2 separate regions of the Homo sapiens genome follow, and region 2 is linked to region 1. Evidence: read pairs that join two places in POLR2A ChIA-PET (ENCODE). Cell type or tissue: IMR-90. All regions are shown on one strand. Each heading gives the region's core, and the rest is flanking DNA. Links, peaks and the distances in the headings are about the cores only.

What was found. ChIA-PET counts read pairs that join two places held together with the same protein. Peaks named below come from ENCODE experiments on the same cell type or tissue, not always from the same donor. Only the 100,000 strongest peaks of a DNase experiment are listed, where the experiment ranks them.
Region 2: POLR2A ChIA-PET joins it to region 1 with 9 read pairs; 1 of 35 experiments calls an interaction of 5 or more read pairs at or near these places.

What each region holds. Positions count from the first base shown.
Region 1 is chr15:49,407,611-49,415,610 of GRCh38, forward strand. All of the region lies in intron 11 of FAM227B (family with sequence similarity 227 member B), which reads right to left. Among named protein-coding and RNA genes, the nearest start is that of FGF7, 12 kb to the right of the region's middle. In IMR-90, for the core only: no CTCF peak of the experiment used is centred there; no DNase peak of the experiment used is centred there; H3K27ac peaks cover 734 bases.
Region 2 is chr15:49,266,976-49,276,928 of GRCh38, forward strand. All of the region lies in intron 5 of GALK2 (galactokinase 2), which reads left to right. Among named protein-coding and RNA genes, the nearest start is that of GALK2, 100 kb to the left of the region's middle. In IMR-90, for the core only: no CTCF peak of the experiment used is centred there; DNase peaks (open chromatin) are centred at 3,786 and 3,916; H3K27ac peaks cover 1,859 bases.

The sequences.
Region 1 (8,000 bases), core at 1-8,000:
ATTCGTACTAATATATATGTATTTAATATATATATTATATTATTATTATATTAATTATATATAGTACTAATATATATATAATATGTATTTATATATGAGGTATCATTTATATGCTGTAATTTTCACCTTTAGTTTTGTGAGTTCTGCCAAAAGTACATGATTGTGTAACTACCCCCACAATCAAGATATAGAACTGTTCCATCACCCAAGTAATCCTTTCATGCCCGGTTGTTGTCAATCTCTCATCCCCACTCCACATCCGCTGGCAATCTGTTTCTGTACCTATAGTTTTTGCCTTTCTAGAACATAAAATGGAACCATACAGCATGTAGCCTTTTGGGTCTGGCTTCTTTCACTTAGCATAATGCATTTGAGATTCATGCACATGTTCTACATACCAGTAAATAGTTTATTTTTATTGTTGAGTAGTATTTCATCCTTTTTGTTTTGTATCCCACATTTCCTCTTGGAAACATTTTTTATTTTGCCACAGTAATTATTTCAGGGAGGGTCTAAAGTTGGGAAACATTTGAAGTTCTTATTTGCAAGAAAACGTTTTTATTTATACTTGCATCTGAATAATATTTTAACTGGTATATATTTTAGCTTAATATCATTTTGCTCAAATCTTTGTAGGTATTCTGTACTTTCTTCTAGCATCAAGTGCTGCCTAATGATATAATCTGATGCCAATCTGATTCTAGTTCCTTTGTAAGCAACTTGTGCAAATTTTATTTTTAGAAACTTTCAATATTTTCTACTTATTGTTTGAGTTCAGAGGTTTCACCATGACATGGGTCTTCACTCATTATGCTTAGCCATTGGTGGGTCATTTCAATTGATCACTTGAGTTCTTATTCAATTTTGTAAAGTGTTCATTGCTCTCTCGCTTTTCCTTCATATTTTCTTCCTGGAATTCGTTTTGAAGTGAAGATAAACTATCTAAATTGATCTTCCATATCCTTTAACATTTCTCTATTTTCTGCCTCTCTGTTTTTTGTTCTAATTTTGAATGCTGGACATTACAAATCATTTATTTGTTTTTTAGCCATATTCAGTCTATTACTTAACCATTCTGCCAAATTATTTGTTCTGCTATCATAGTCTTGATACCTAATCCTGTTTTTTTCTGCTTCATTTTCTGTCAGATTATGCTTTTAAAATAATGCAATATAATTTCAAATAAGCTCCATGGGAGCAAGTAACATGTGTTGTTGTGGTGGTTTTTTCTGGGGGTGGAGGGGTGGGGTTATATCACCATGGCATTTACTACCACAATTCAGAGTCTGATACATAGTAGGAGGTGTATAGTGAATATTTTAAAAATGAATGAGTATATAAATTCTAGTAAGAATTTGAAATACATATTTTATATTTCTTGGATTGCCTTTATGAAGGATCAGTTTTCTTGGTGCCTTCACTTTGATCTTTCTTCTTTTCTGCAAATGTTTGTCATCTTTGGTTCATATGTATGATTAAAGATTGAGTTTAGTATTATGGATGGCTGGCATGAGAGTCCTCTGGAGATGAGTATGCTTTCTTTCTTAGCAAGTTTCACTTCAGTATTGGAGGGCTTCTTATTTGGGTTCTTTACATGTGAACTGACCATGTCAACAAGCATATTCCACTTTAAGATGCGGCACACTTGAAAAAGTGAAGCATGCTAGGGACACCCTCCCCACCCCCTTTATGAAAATAAACCGTATGTTGAAAGTAATAGTGGCTAAAGGCTCAGGCTTCAGATTAGCCCTTCTGTATCAATATTCCAATTTATTTCAAACTTTATTAACTTGTGAAAGTTACTTAAATTCTCTTGTGCCTTGTTTCTTCATCTGGAAAATGAGGATAAAGGAGTACTTGTACTCTTTTATTACTGTTCCTTCTCTCTCTCTTTCTATATATATATAGTTATATATATGTATATATAAATAGGAATATATATATATGCCAAAAGAGAGATATATAGAAACTTGAAACAGTGGCTGGCACTTAATAAAGGCTCAATAAATGCTGTTGTTGTAATTATTATTGTTATTACTATTTTCTTCCTGGACAAAACTATCTCTCGTTTAACTTTCTAGCAATGTTTGCTGGAGAACTGAAGTCACCTCAAATTTTATTCCACTTCTTTCCCTGTTCTGGCAAACTATACCTAAGACTAGTTTCATCACTTGCAAAATGAGGATAAAAATAATGCCAACTTAATATGACTGCATTATTTAACTTTATAAAATGCTTAGAAAACTGCCTGGCATGCAGTAAGTGTTATGTAAGGCTTTAATATATAAAATAGAGATATATGCCAGAAGATTAGTCTCTTTCTGTTTTCTACTGTATTCATCTCTGCTTTTACTGTTTATTAGGATCATTCAGGCTCTAGTATTTCCCTTGTTCTCATTTCTTTTCAGGCTCACCTTCCCACATGAGGTTTCTGCTCAATCTCACCTATAATGCTGGCACTAGAATTATCTAATTATCTTCTTTCACAACTGTACTCTCACTTCGGATCTTCTAAAGCACCCTATTTATTTTTTGCATCCACTCTCCAGCCCTTTAGGCTTCTTCAAGTGGAAATTTGTCCTCTATTATTCTTGTAACATGTGATGGACTCAGAGAAGTTAAATAACTTGCCTATGTCACACAATTATTAAGAACAATATTTCAAATGCAGAATGTCTGATTGCAAATCGTTTGAACCCTGACAGCTCCCCATAGGCCACGTTGTTTCATGCTGCCTCTGAATACTATATCCTCTCATAATGCACATAGCTTTATGTTTTGTAAGTAGTTTTCAATAATTTCTCACTTAACATCTATTTGCTCTTTTTTAGTAGTTCTAATGTTTTTGTCTTCTTTTTTCAGTACATAGTCTTCACTATCACCTCATTTACACAGCACATAAGTTGTGTCATTTCAATTGTGAACTCTCAGAAATGAATAGCTATTGAAAATAGCGAATCATTTTCCATGTTTAGTTTAAAAAATTTGTCATTTTGAAAAAGGTTTCCAAATATTGTTTCTTTAAATGATTACCCACACAAACCCCACCTCCATAAACTTTTATCTTAAAAAAAAGGCTGCCAAGTTAGACTACATGAATAGCTCTTTTAAAGTTACTGGATAAAAGTTTAAATTACCAGAAGTTGAACCATTATGGGTTATTATTTGAGAATTCTTTGACTTCTATAACATGATGCTACTCTCAGAGGAATACTGATTAGAATGGAAACCAGATGTGTTTTTCAAGACTAGATTGAAAAAATGATAAACAAGTAGAAAATTAATATAAGAATGACCTAATGAGTTTTCTAGAAACCTGAAGCATGGGAATGACAGAAAAAGCATTTGAGAGTGTGTGTGTGTGTGTGTGTATGTGTGTGTGTGTATCTGTGTGTGGGGGGGGTGGGCAGGGAGAGAGGGAGTGAAAGTAAGCAAATGAGAGAGGGAGCTAGGAAAAAAATATAAAAAAGTGGAAAATAAAAATGCAGAGAAAGGGAAGGAGGTTGGATAGGATAAAAAACAGTTGCAGAATTGAAAATAGAACCCCCCAAAAAATCCCCAAATCTTTGTAAATATTTGGTATCACCAGGGTAATAGCATAATATAATTTTATCTGTAAACCAAGGAAGTGAAAAACAGAAAAAAAGATGATTTCTCATTCTAAAAGGGATAAATTAAGTACTAACGAGATGAGGAACATTGTTGAAAGAAAAAAAGTCCCCTTTTAAATCAAAATATATTCTAGGTATGCTAAAATAATCCAAAAATTTTATATATTTCATTCTTTCTTGTCCACCTTTTTGAGAGAGAAAATGAACAATGATATTTTTGATACTTCTGAGTTTGCATTCTGGTTTCATATTTGATGACACTGGAAATAAAGTATATTTATTGTCACAATATGTCGACATGCTGAGTGGTATAAAATGGAATGGAAGGCATAAAGAAGGCAATCAAGGTAAAGGATGAGTACATATAAAACATTTCATTACCAGTTTTGAAATAGACTTTTACTTAATCCTTTGGTTGTACTAAGAACTAGAATTATCCCCTTTAATTTTATTTATTCAAGGCAAAAATAATAAATATTATCCTAATAAACCATGTATTCTTAGCATAATTTGAAATATGGCGGAAGTTCTTATATTTGGAATCTCTCAATTCAGAATTTGTTACCATTCAAATTGGGCTTTGAATTCAAACTTGTCTTTTTTGCTTCGCAGACATTTCCAAAATTGTGCACAAATAATAGGATATATCAATTGTTATGGGGAATTTTAAATATTTTAGAGAGAAAGCAATTTTCAAACATCTTTCAGTACTTTTACATCCTCATTTGCAGATAACCTAATAAGCTATTTCCATATTCTTTTATTGATTCAATTAAACCAGGTGACAGTTTGATTTATTACACATACAGTACTTGGCATTAAGAAGCAATATTTCGTCTAAAACATGCTATAATTTTGTATTTCTACTTATTCAGCAGCTTTCTAAGCTCATGCTACAATGTTTCCAACTTCCAAACTACTTAGGCTAAGAAATGAAAGCTATAATCATGTGTAGCCAAAAAATTATATTAGAAAAAAATCAGTCTTATTTTGTTGTTCTTCTGGGCACTATAAAATGATTAATATAATTTTTGCCAAATTAGCCATTTTTTCTTGGCATTAGACAATATTTTAGTTTTAACATATTCTTTTTGTTGTGCAATACAGGGTGGTGTTATAATCTGATATGAGCAACTCTACTACTATGTTTCTCTGCTAACATCCTTCTATGGAAAGAAGTATAGCTTTCAGGAATATGAAAGCAATTTTCTTTCAGGTAAAATAACCAGAGAGGGTACTAAGGATTAATTTTTTTCAAAATATCAACACTGTTATTCTTAAAATTTTTTTTTTCTCAGTGTCACAAGAATTGATTTGAACACGAAGTACATTGACTTGTTTTTTGGCAACTTTGAAACCCATTTATAGCTGAAATCAAAGAATAAATCAGTTTTAGGTTTTCACAATAACGTCCCATGATATAGTTTGACTTCCGATATCATGTATTATATTACTGGGGCCTATGATATGCTGGTTGTCAGAGACATCCTTAATTAGAAAAATGAGGGAGGATGGCCCTTATTATTTTCATTAAAATGCATAGTCAATACTGCACAAGAAAAACTTTCCTTTTGCACCAGATATCCTTAAAAAGAGATTTTGTTTCTATTTCCACACTTGTGTGGAAATTGAATTTCAAGATGCTTCTTGGTTCTCATTCAAAGGAGTAAAAAGGTCCAGATCTCTCTGATCCAGAATGAATTGGCCCTTGGGTGATAGCATTTCTCTCAGCCAAACTTTCCAGTTGTCTGATTTTCCCCTCTAATCCTGGTCTTCTCCCAGTCTCCCTTAGCTCAGCAAATGACATCACCATTTATCCAGTTACAAATATTGGACATCTGGAATTTAACCTTGACTCCTCTTTGTCTCTTACATTGAATAAGGCTTTGTCTCTGATATGGTTTGGCTCTGTGTCCTCACCCAAATCTCATCTTGAATTGTACTCCCATAATTCCCACATGTTGTGGGAGGGACCTGGTGGGAGATAAGTGAATCATGGGGGCAGTTGCCTCCATACTGTTCTCATGGTAGTGAATAAGTCTTACGAGATCTGATGGTTTTGTAAGGGGTTTCAGCTTTTGCTTCTCTCTCATTCTCTCTCTTTACCTGCTACCATCTGTGTAAGACCTGACATGCTCCTCCTTGTCTTCCACCATGATTGTGAGGCCTCCCCAACCATGTGGAACTGTGGGTCGATTAAACGTCTTTCTTTTGTAAATTGCCCAGTCTCGGGTATGACTTTATCAGCAGCATAAGAACAGACTAATAACAGTCTCCAACATACATCTAACTACTCCTTTCCATCTCCCTTACCATAATTAGTCTAAGATATAATCTCTGACCTGTATTTCAATTATGGCCTCCTAACCAGTCTCCTTATTTCAACTTTTGCCATCTCCCAAACATTCTCCAAAAAGTTTTCAGAATGATTATACCCATTATACTTGCTAATTACAATCTATTATACTTAGGATCAAATCCAAAGTCTTTAATGTTAGTATCAACGCCTTATGTACATTGGTCTCGTGTTGCCCAACTTTCCCTTTGTTCAGTATACTCCAGTTATACTATCTTTTGGTTTCTAGAACACAACAAGCTCATTTTCACCTCAGAACTTTTGCTCTTGTTACCTTTATCTAGAATGCTCTACCTCCACTTCTGATTTCTTCTCATGTATCAGATCTGAGCTTAAATAGCAATTCTACAGAAAGACATTTTGTAATGAGATTTGAAACATCCTTCTCCTTTCTGTGTTAAATGATACCATAGTAACCTATTTATTTCCTCCTGAAATAGCCATCAGAGTTATTTTTAATATCTATTATCCACCCCCTCCTCCAATAATTTAAGCTCTAAGTCAGGGACCTTGCTTATCTTATTGAACAGTATGTCATAATGCACACTATTCGAATACAGAGTAAGTGTTGATTTAAAGTAATTAGCTGAGTTATCAGTTAACTAGGACCAAGGACTTTATTGCATCATTAAAAACTCAATATGTAAAATTTCAAAGGAAATATCTGATAATTGGTTACACAACTCTTGGGTTCCTCATGCAGACTGAATATATAAGAGAAAGAGATGGGGAGATAGGGAGAGAAGGTAGAGAGGGAGAGAATTTGTAAGGGGGATTTCTTCTCTGTTAGTCCACTTCTCTACCAAGAGGTGAAGTGTGTGGGGGGAGGGAGGGGGGAAATCTCCCTACACCCCAAACCAAGTGAGAGAGCCTAGTGTTTGGGGGATGTTGAGGATCATAGAGGGCATTGGAAACAGTAGTCTGCATATTGGAAAAAGAAAAGTAGAGTTTTATTTAGGAAAAATGGGGATGTTACTGATGACTTTGGGGCAGAGAAATAACATGGTTGCAATTATATTTTAGAAAGATTAATCTCATAACAACATTTAAAATGGATTGGAGATTGGGGAGAGAAGATACAAAGAGGTGGATTAGGAATAGAATTAATGTGAACTATAACAATAACTTGATCTAGGATGTGAAAGTGATAATTGATAGGAAGAAACAGGTGTAGAAGAAGTTGTGGTAGAATTGACATTTTTTGGAATTAATTAGAGGAATAAGGAGGACTCACTATGTTTGAATTAATATTAAAAACTATCGAGGGAAAAATATAAGTTGTAGCTGAGGATAGAAATAACGTTTAGCTTGAAGAGGAGCTTAAGCAGAAGTATAAACCTCCTTTCTCATGCATAAGTTATTGCGATAGCCACCAGTTTTACACAAATACAAATTTTTACTGAATACTTGGCTTTTCATGGATGTAGCTCTATAATTAAGGTGGTGGACTCCCTAACTTTCTTTTTCTTCTTTACTATCATAATTACTTTTACTCTGCCTCTTTTTCTCACTTTTGAACATGCTTTGAAAGCTAATGAATTGAAAATTAAGCCAGTTTTGCTACTAACACATTGATATCCAGGAAACATTTTTAAAAGAAAAATTGCTATTGCTAGTTTTACCCCTCATTTTGCTGCCTTGCTACATAGACAATTCATGTAGAACCAAATAATGACAATTTAGAGCTAACAATGTAATAACCTCAATTGCACAAGGTCTTTGTGTTTGTCATGATGTCCTTCTAGGGATGAAGCAAAATTCTCTCTGTGAGAACATTTTTCAACATTTAGAATGGCATGAAGCTGTCAAAACTAGGTACCAATGTAAAGCACTTACTCAAGGAAATTGATTGTTTCCTAAAGTTAAGCAGTAACTTAAGGGGAATCAAGACAATCTAGAATGAATTACATAATATGCTTTCATTATATAGAAATGTACAAGTGGAAAAAAAAACCCAAACTAGTAGCTCCAACTAGAGATTTTGCTCTAGGTCTAAAGTTGTATCACAATTCAGTAAATTCATAATATAATTT
Region 2 (9,953 bases), core at 1,795-9,794, 140 kb before region 1:
GGACCTGGGAGGAACGAGATGATGAACTAAAAACCAGTATGGAAGGGAGGTACTTGAGCCACGTAAAGGGGTAAAGGGTGTTAAAGAAAAAAATATTCAATGATATTTGTTAAAACATGGCAAAGCAGGCTTTCTTAAGGACCATTGTGATGAGATTTTGCAATGGGAGAGAGAAATTGGGCTCAACTCTGAATACAGCATGGCCAAATGGGAAGTTATAGCCAAGGAGCAGGGTAGGAGCCAGTGAATGGGAAATTAAACATCAGGAGTAATGAGGATTCCAGCTAACCTGACCTAAAAGGATTCTTGCTGAATGCAGGCCAAGGTGATCAGTCATTACCTGGAGGATGTTGGAAGATGAGGAACCTTATCAGATATCAAGGGTGATCAGATATTGAGGGTGGGGTGTTCTCACTAAACTGATTTAGCAAGGTGAACAGATGGGCCTAGTAGCTGGTTCAGGAGCATGACTGAAGTTTGGGCAAGCAAAGAATCGTTGTCAAGGTCTTCTGTCTCCAGAGTCTCAGTCCAATGGGGAATACCAATCCCTTCAATAATGGCAGCAGTGTTTCTAGTAACAGACTGGGAAATCTGTTTGGGTATGTCTTGGATGGTTTTATCACTTAAACCCTTTTTCTTCTACACATAATGCCATTTCTGTGATAACATGTTATTTCTGTTTTACTGGAATTTTCTAGTTCTTTATTTCCTCCTTTTCATGTTGGTCATATTATAGATGTTTTGATAGTTATTGGCATATTTTTCTTGAATAAATCAGAAAAATGGAAAGAAGTAAAATCCTTACTTCTTTCATATTTTTATCAAAGAAGGAAGTTGGAAAATATTGACTATAATGAATTTTCTAGATTTTTTTTCTGTATCTCAGCACATAAACATATAAAGAAGAATGAGATAGGTTTTTCTGTTATAAAACTCTGAATGAAGCAAAAGAAAGTGATATTTCACTCTCCAAGATTTGCCAGTGTCATATAATGACTGCATAGTTCCAGGATTTTAATTTGGTACATATTCATTTATCAGGGGAAGATTTTTGTCTCTGAATATGGTGGGTTAGCAGGGAAATGGGGAGTTGACATTGTATATTCATTTGTTCATTCATTCATTTATTCAGCATTCATTTATCAACAAATAGTTTAGGTATTAGAGATACAAGGTGAACAGAATGACTCCTCCCCTCATGGAGCTTAGACTAATGGAGGAAGACTAATATTAAACAAACATACACAAATATCTGTACACAGATTGTGATAAATGTTATGAAGGAAACAGATTATGAGAGAGAACAGGGAGAACCCAATTTAAATGGGGAAGAGTAGTTTTGGGAAAGGCTTTGTGGTGTCAGTTGAGATGTAAAAGCTGAGTTGCAGGTACAAGCCAAAAATTACTCATTTTTTAAAGTCACTATGTCATATGTCAATGTAAAATGCAGAGTGTTCTAGATTGCTTTGCAGAGCTAAAACTTCAGCTATAGAAATTAGTAATATATCCACTGAAAGATGTGGATAGAAAGAATCATGAAGTAAGAGAGAAAGTGAGCAGAGCTGCAGTCTGAGGCACAGGTGGTGTAATGTAAGGACAGTGGCTGATGTTGCAGGCTGCTGTTTGGTCCAGTAGCAGGGAGCCCATTATCCACCTTGCAAAGCAGCCAGCCAGGGTTCTATCCTTACTGGTATACCTTAGAAATGATCAGAAATGATCATCTTCTTTTTCTCCCCTTCTTCTACTGTCTCTCTTTAGACAATGTTAGCATCTTTTGCTCCATGGATTGGCAGTGTGTAAAATGGATTTATTTTCTAGCAAATTACCTTACCAATTGGGTACATCTCCTGGTCTAGGTTAGTTTTTGTTCCATTAGAAATTACTTCCCTCTCCTTTGAGCCCTTCTACCAATAGTGTGCTAAACTAAATGACATTTTTATATTTACATCCAAGATAGTGATTATGCAACATCATCTGCAATATTGTTTCTATTTTTATCTAAGTTTTGTTAAGCATTGTATTTATAACATTTATAATTTGGGGGAGTGTCAGGAGTAACTATATGTAGGTACTTAAGGAATGAAAATCTGGAGAAAGAGATTACAATCATTTATTTTTCAAAGGATAGGTTTTCTAGGTCAGCTTTTTGCCTTATGGATTAGAGTGTACTTGGGCTGTGATTTGTAATTAGATTGTTCATGAAAGTTATTGGTTGTCAGCACTTCTTTTGGTTCTCCCATGGTGTGTAGCATAGAGCCGCAAATATATATTTAAAAAGTGCTGTACAAGAGATCAAATGAATCTGCCCCTGAGGTACTTCTTCCATAGGGTATATTGTGCAGTGCAAGGTCAGGGGCCTGGTAGATTGCATGGAGGGTGAAGGTGAGCTCTTGTGGTAGTCTCAACTCAGCATAGGCCTCATAAACATGGGGAGTAGAGTTGTGCCCAAGAACCCACATTTTGGAAGACAGGACAAAATGGAAATTCTCTACTGTTTCATGAAGTTTTCCTTTTACTTCCCTCTCCTATTTTGCAAAGAGCAAGGAATTTAACCCTTTTGTTTCAGCATTTCTACATACATTTTCATCTTTTGTAGAACAGAATATTTATAAATTTTTAAAATTTGGAGGAGGACAAGGAAGTATAGTTTTTCCCTAGGAATTGAAGTTAAGACGCTGCTGTCTCTGAACCCCAGAACTCAGGGGCCCTCTCCCTATGTGCATTTTTATTCCACTCACCTCCCAACTTGAGATATTAATAGGAGATCATTTTCTACCCTCTGTTACCATAGTGATCTCACTGCTTCACAAATTAGCCCTTTTCATTCTTGGACCACTCTAATCATTGGAAAGATTTTCCTTCTATTTAATCAAACTCTATCCTTTCTATCTATATATCCCCAATTGTCTCCTCCTTTTGATAGTAGAATCCTTTGAAGTTTGAAGGAACCGCTTGTGCGTCCTCTTATTCTTTCTCTAAGCCACACATCCACTGTTGTTTCAACTATTCCTTATGGAATATGGCTACTGGACCTCCTCACCATTCTTGCTCCCTCTTCTTAGAATGTACTCTTGTTTATCATCGCTCCCCTAACGTAACTATTCCTCCCATCTGCTATGTCTCAGTTTTTTATTCTATTTGTACCAAGTGCCTATTTTCTTTATGTTTAAAGTGTCTAGGAATTATACAATCCAAAATATTCAGTAAGGTTAATAAATTAGAAGTAGAAAACTAGGACAAAAGAAAAGAATAAAAACATACCAACTCTTAATTACTTAATGTAATTGTTTTGTTTAATCTTACTTACTAAGATTCCTGGAGGCCAAGGTGAAAGGGCAATAGTAAGTTATAGAGGTCTCATGATCAGAATAGAGGAATCATTCCAGTTCTTCAGAAGAGGCAGTATTTTCCCTGGGGGTGCTAAATTCTGAAATGCATTTCTCACATGGATTCTTTAGAGCACATAAAATATAATGAAAATCACCTCTGCAATGTCTGAAAACAAATGCAAGAGTGGTGTTCACATGACTCTTTCTTATAATGACCTTCAGTAGATGCTCTGAGCATAACATTTGAGCACAGTGCAGTAAAATCAATTTATTTCATGTAACAACTCTTGGAACACCCTCAGCATTTCCTGACCCTAAAGATGCTTCCCACTACATGTCAAAGTGTTTGCGAATTAACTATTGTATACATAAAACCCTTTCCCCAAGGCAAATGTGTACACTGAGATATGTATTTGGTTGACTCGGATTATGATTCATAGAGGTTCTTTCTTTCTCTTTCGTTTGCATCTATATCTGTATGATCAGATCCATATTAGGAAAATTAGCAAGTATTCTCATAGTTATTATTATGCTAGGGAAAGAAATAGTAACTAGTCATCGAATGCCCCTCTCTTCTTGTCATTCTCTAGGAGAGTCCAGATTGGTTTACCACTAGAAATCCTGCAGTTAGGACCTCAAGAGTGGGACAGGACTGTTCTGCTCAAAACACAGTATAAGGAACCCTTCCTCCAGGGAATAGGAGGGTTCCTCTATCCATGGGAAGGAACATGCAATTCCAGGACACGCTTGCCAAACCACAGAGATTGTAAGCCTGCCGCCCATCCATTATTATCATTATTTAGCATTTTTAGAAGGTTAGAGCCAAAATAAGTATTCTGCCAGCCAAAGGAGTGACACCAGCCTTTACCACAGGCATTGGAGGCCCCGCTGGTATTTAGTAGCTGTGACTTGGGTCATATTATTGTCTGATTCCATCAGGCCGGCCAGGCTCCTGCCTCCTGTTGGCTTTCCCCAACAACTTTTTTTTAGGCAGTTTTTTCTCCCCTCTTCTCCTCTTCCCAGTAGTAGTTACTTTGGTATGTGTTTGCTGACTATTCCCTCCAACTCCCACCCTGTGTTTTCTAAGAATTTAAACAATGAAAGGGATTCAGTCAATTGTGCTAGTGAGAGATAAGTATGCAGGGAAGGCTTTGGGGGCTCCTGAATTTTGGGATCCTGGTCTACTCCTGAAACCTTTCCCTGAGAGATAAAGTATAGTATTATGCTTAAAAGCATAGAACCAAGACTCTGAGCTCAAATTCTGGCTTTGCCACTTACTAGCTGAATGATCTTGGGCAGTTTATTTAACCTCTCTATGCTTCAGTTTCTTCATTATAAAATGGATTTGAAACTCCCTCCCTCACGGATTTGAAACTAGATAGAACACAAAAAGTGCTTAGAACAGTGTCTGAGGCATTGTGTTAGCTGGCATTACAATTATTGGGCTACAGAAATCATACCAAGCTATTAGCCCTATATTGAGATCACTCTGGGTTGCGAAACAATTAAGAACATTGGGATCTTTGGGAGGAAACTATTTGGGAATTGTGTTTGGAAATGGATAATGGCAAAGCCCTCCAAGCCTCAGGCCATCCAGCAACGTACACGTTTTTTAACTTGAAGAGAAAATGGAGGAACATTTTGATGAATCAGAAATGTCTGCCTCCTAGAACTTATGGTCAACTTAATTGTTCATTCTAATGAAAAGGAGTTTCAGTTCAGATATGCATAAATTGTGCTCCATTGGCTCACCAGGGCCCAATTTTGGGCACAGCCTGTTTCCTGAAGCAGAATGACAAGGTAGCTTGGTGGACTTTTGAGCCAGGCCTTTCTGGCTTTGAATCTTATTTTAGGTCAGCTTATTGACCTTTTTGAGCCTCAATTTCCTTCTCTATGAAATAGAGAAGTTACAATTCTATAAAAAGTTATAATTCTTTTTCTGGGTTGTTTTGTAAATTAAATAAGATGTACAAAATACCCTGCACAGTGTCTAGCCCTAGAAGACATTTGGTATTTGTCAGCTTTCTTCACTTTTTTGTTAATATTCTTTCCCAATTTGTTTAATTTATCAAGAAAGCCTTGTCATGTAGGAAATCATTTAAAGAGCTGTTTCAGATTTAATATGCATGCAGATCACCTGGGGATCTTGTTAAGTTGCAGATTCTGATTCAGTAGGTCTGGGATGGAGCATGAGATTGTGCACGTTTAACCAGTTCCCGGGTGACATCAATGCTGCGTGTGAAGACTGCACTTGGAGTAGCAGAGTATACTGTACTCTTTTCTCCCTTTGCATCTCATTATTACCTTTTAGATTCATGTTAATATTTTAACAGTTTTACCACACACATTTGCACATCCAGAGTCATCATCTGGAGAAATATCCAAGGTTGTACATTGTTAGGTACTAATAAGATTCCTCCTCATGCAGTACAGGCCGTGATGGTTGAGGTCTAGAAGAAACCTATCATAGACATTTCCCCAGGATTCCCATGGGCCTAGGATCCCAAAGTGTTTGAATAAAATACTTTGCTCCAGCCTGATTGTTGAAGGTCCCTTCTCAGAATCTGGGTCCCTCTGTGACTTGGATTGCAGATCAGTTAGGTTAAGGAAGTGGTCTTTGTCTTTCTCTTGTCGACAAGTCTGGAGGGAGCCACTGGAAGACTGTGCTTCTGCCCTCACTGAGCACCTGAGATATTTTTAGAGCCCCATGTCCCAACTACTAGCTTTCTCCAGGTTCATTAGATCACGTTCTCTCCACTGTACACAGATAGAAGAGTGTACTGTTGTCCTTTTGTGATACACACTTTCTGAGCCCATTGAGCTTTTATAGGAACATACGAATATCCAGCCCTAAGAACTAAAAACAAGCTATGTGTGAAAAAAGCATGAGTGCTTAATGCAAACTCTGAGTGCTTAATGCAAACTCTGTGGTGTTTCTACATTTTTGCAGATTTCTTAGATTGACTTTGGAGAAACCTCCTCACTGTTGTTGTTTTTTTCTAGTTTCTGCTTATTTTGATATTTAAACTCCTTCCTTTCTTTCCTGTATTATTTACAGGAACTTTTCAGCCTGAACCATCAGGGTCATTTGCATCTGCTGTGCCCAGTTTGGGAATTGGCTGTCTTTGTCCTCAGGCAACTTTTCTTGAAGTAAAAAATGCGAAAGTTGCTAATTCCTTTGCATTACATCTCTTAAGTTAGAGATGTGAAGAAGAAATAATAGCCTCCTTCTTGAAAAAAAAATATTAGAACAGGCTTTTTTTTTTTTCCCTTACAAAGTGTCTGTAAGTTAGAGCTTGTTCATCAGCCATGTTTCAAAACAAAGCAAGTCTGCTTCAGTCTCTTTTAGAGTTATCTTGGTGCCATTTCATGGAGAACTTCTCTGTCCTGGATGGGCTCTACCTAATATGTTTGCCAACTTGGGGAAGAATTTGAAAATAGCCCCAGGTAATAACCTAGAAATTTTGAAAGTTAGGGTGGAGAAGGATTATAGAGGGAGAAAATAGAGAAAATATTTGAGGTAAAGTCAGAGGAGCCATTAATGTTTTTACTTTATCTAGATGAAACAGTCAGGGTTGTAACAGAAAACAGATGGCACACTCAATGCTGAAGGACAGTTTATTTCACTAGGACTGTTTACAAAGATGTGGGTTTAGGGGACACCCAGGACTAGTTGTAGCTGTGCTGTTGCTGCCCTTGGGCCTGAAGGTACCCTCGACAGGGAGAGACATCACTTTACTCTCCCTCCCTTCCCCATTTCCTGCCAGAGTCCTCTGTTAGAAGAACCTGATGGGAAGCAGAGAGCACCGGAGCCTGTTGATGCACAATTATGCATTGCTTAACAATGGGGTAATGGACTGAGAAATGTGCTGTTAGGTGATTTTGTCATTGTGTCAACATCATAGAGTGTACTAACACAAACCTAGATGGTGTAGCCTACTACACACCTAGTCTATATGGTACAGCCTATTGCTTCTAGGCTATAGAACCAGTACAGCATATTACTGTACTGAATACTATAGGCAGTTGTAACACAATGGTAAGTATTTGTGTAGCTAAACATAAAAAAGGTAAAGTAAAAATATGGTTTAAAAGAAAAAATCATACAGTTATATTGGGCATTTATTATGAATGGACCTTGCAGGACTGGCAGTTGCTCTGGGTGAGTCTGTGAGTGGTGAGTGAATGTGAAGGCGCAGGACATGACTGTACACTACTGTAGACTTTATCAACACTGTCCATGTAGGCTACACTAAATTTATATAAAAATGTTTTCCTTCAGTAATAAACTAACCTTAGCTTGCTGTAACTTTCTTACTTTATAAACTTAAAATTAAAAAAAATTTTTGACTCTTGTAATAACACTTAGCTTGAAACACAAACACATTGTATAGCTGTACAAAGTGTTTCTTTATATCCTTATTCTGTGAGCTCTTTTCTATTTTTAAAATTTTTTAATTTTTTAACGTTTTAAACTTTTAGTTTTTTTGTTAAAAACTAAAACAGAGTCAGGATCATCAATATCACTGTGTTCCACCTCCACCTCTTGTCCTACTGGAAGGTCTTCAGGGGCAATAACATGGATGGAGCTGTCATCTCCTGTGATAACAGTGCCTTCTTCTGGCATACCTCCCGAAGACCTGTCTTGAGACTGTTTTACAGTTAACTTTTTTTTTTAATAAGTAGAAGACATATGCTCTAAAATAATGATAAAAAGTATAATAAATATGTACACCAGTAGCATAGTCATTTATTACCAAGTATTATGTACTGTGCATAATCATACATACTACACTTTTATATGACTGGCAGTGCAGTAGGTTTGTTTACATCAACATCACCACAAATGTAATGTGATGTTACAACAGCTCTGAGCTATGGTGTCACTAGGTGATAGGAATTGTTCAGTTCCGTTTTACTCTTATGAGACCACTCCAAAATGCTTTTGTGCAGCACATGACTGTAGTTCATCCTGGGCAGCCTTCTGGGGCAGATAGCAGGATGAAGGCAAGTGGACAGATCTGGAGAGGCAAACAGAAGCTGTCACTCCAGGTTTACATTTTCTTTTGGAAGACTTGTTCACCTAAAGACACTATCAATATTGTGAGCTCCTTGAGGGCAGACACTGGCCTATTCACTTATCTGTTAGGTCACTATTTAAATGATTGTTGAATGAATGAATGGGTCTGTTTATTTCCTTCCTTTCTCTTGACTTGCACTTATGGCAGCTGACTATAACAGTATAATTTTGTCTTGGTTAGAGCCTTGTGTTCTGAATAGTTAGGCTTCCCATAGGCATGGTTAACTAACTCAGCGAAACATTCCTTCCAGTGTAATTCAGCTTTTAACAATCTCATTATTAAAACTGCTAAACAAAAACAGGTCACTGTATTAATATCTTGAGTCTTTTGTATTATTATTATTGTTTTTTTGTGGATATCCAGGTTTAGCGAGGCATAACATTCATGAATCTTTCGCCCTTCTCAGTGCTAATCAGTTAGATTTAATTAGATTCTCTATTAAATTGAACCCTGTTATTTCATTTCTCCTCTTACCTGGAGTTCCACTGGCATGCAGATGGATAAACTTTAATTTAGGAAGCCCACAAGGCTTTTGTTTCCTACCCAGGCTGCTTCAAGAGAACCACACAAAGGGCTAAAGTAGCTTCATTAACTATCTTTAGTAGCTTTAAAAGAAGATCTGTAAATAATGTCAGGTGTCTCCTAACTGTCCAGAGGGCAGAAGTCTGAATAGACACCAGCTTATTGGTTACACACTTTGGCAAAGTTTCCCATGCAGTCAAATTGTCTTCCCTAATGATTCTCAGTCATTAGGGTTTTGAAAGAAGGGATAGAGAGCAAAATGTCACAAGTGACTAGTTTGGAAGTCCCTGGGTTTCTTGTGGTGCTCAAGTGTAAGAGCAAAAGAAAATACATGGTAGAGACGGGAGTGAACCCCTTCTTCATTAGAGCTTTGCTGATCTAGCTTGAGGGTTTTCAGGTTGTGTGTTTGTGTTTGTGGGGTACAGTGGAAAAGCCTTAGAATCACTTAGCCATCAGGTAGAAATATGCCTTTGTCCTTTGCTAAAGAGAATGGTGTTCCTGAATTCATTTTGATCTATCCATGAAGTTAGCTTCCAGTATGCTTCTTTTCTTTATGCTTTTGATAATGTTCTTTTGATAGCTACTCCTTATTCTCATGAAATCTATTGAGATTTTACATAATTTAAGTAGGTATGGAGTATTGATTCAGTGTCTTTGCAAGTCACTCTGTCTGATTATAATCCTTGGAGGACATTTTATGGTTCTATTTTCAGTGTCCCAAAGGACAGACAGAAAAAGCATGAATAGACTCACTCACATGTCTCCCTCACATCATCCATAATGACAGCATTCTCTGCTTCCTTTTACAGTGTAGTGCTGTTAAGGCACCAGATCCCTTCATTAATGGTTCTCTGAGTTCAGGTCATGCTATCTCTGGCTTAGGCCATGGGCCTAGCTAATTTATTTATTAATTATTTATTATTTCTTTGATTTCTGTGGGCCTAATTTTTGTTTACCATCAGAAGAATGCAAGCTTTTTTCTTAATAGAATCTGAGGTTTTTTTTTTTTTTTTTTGGTTTT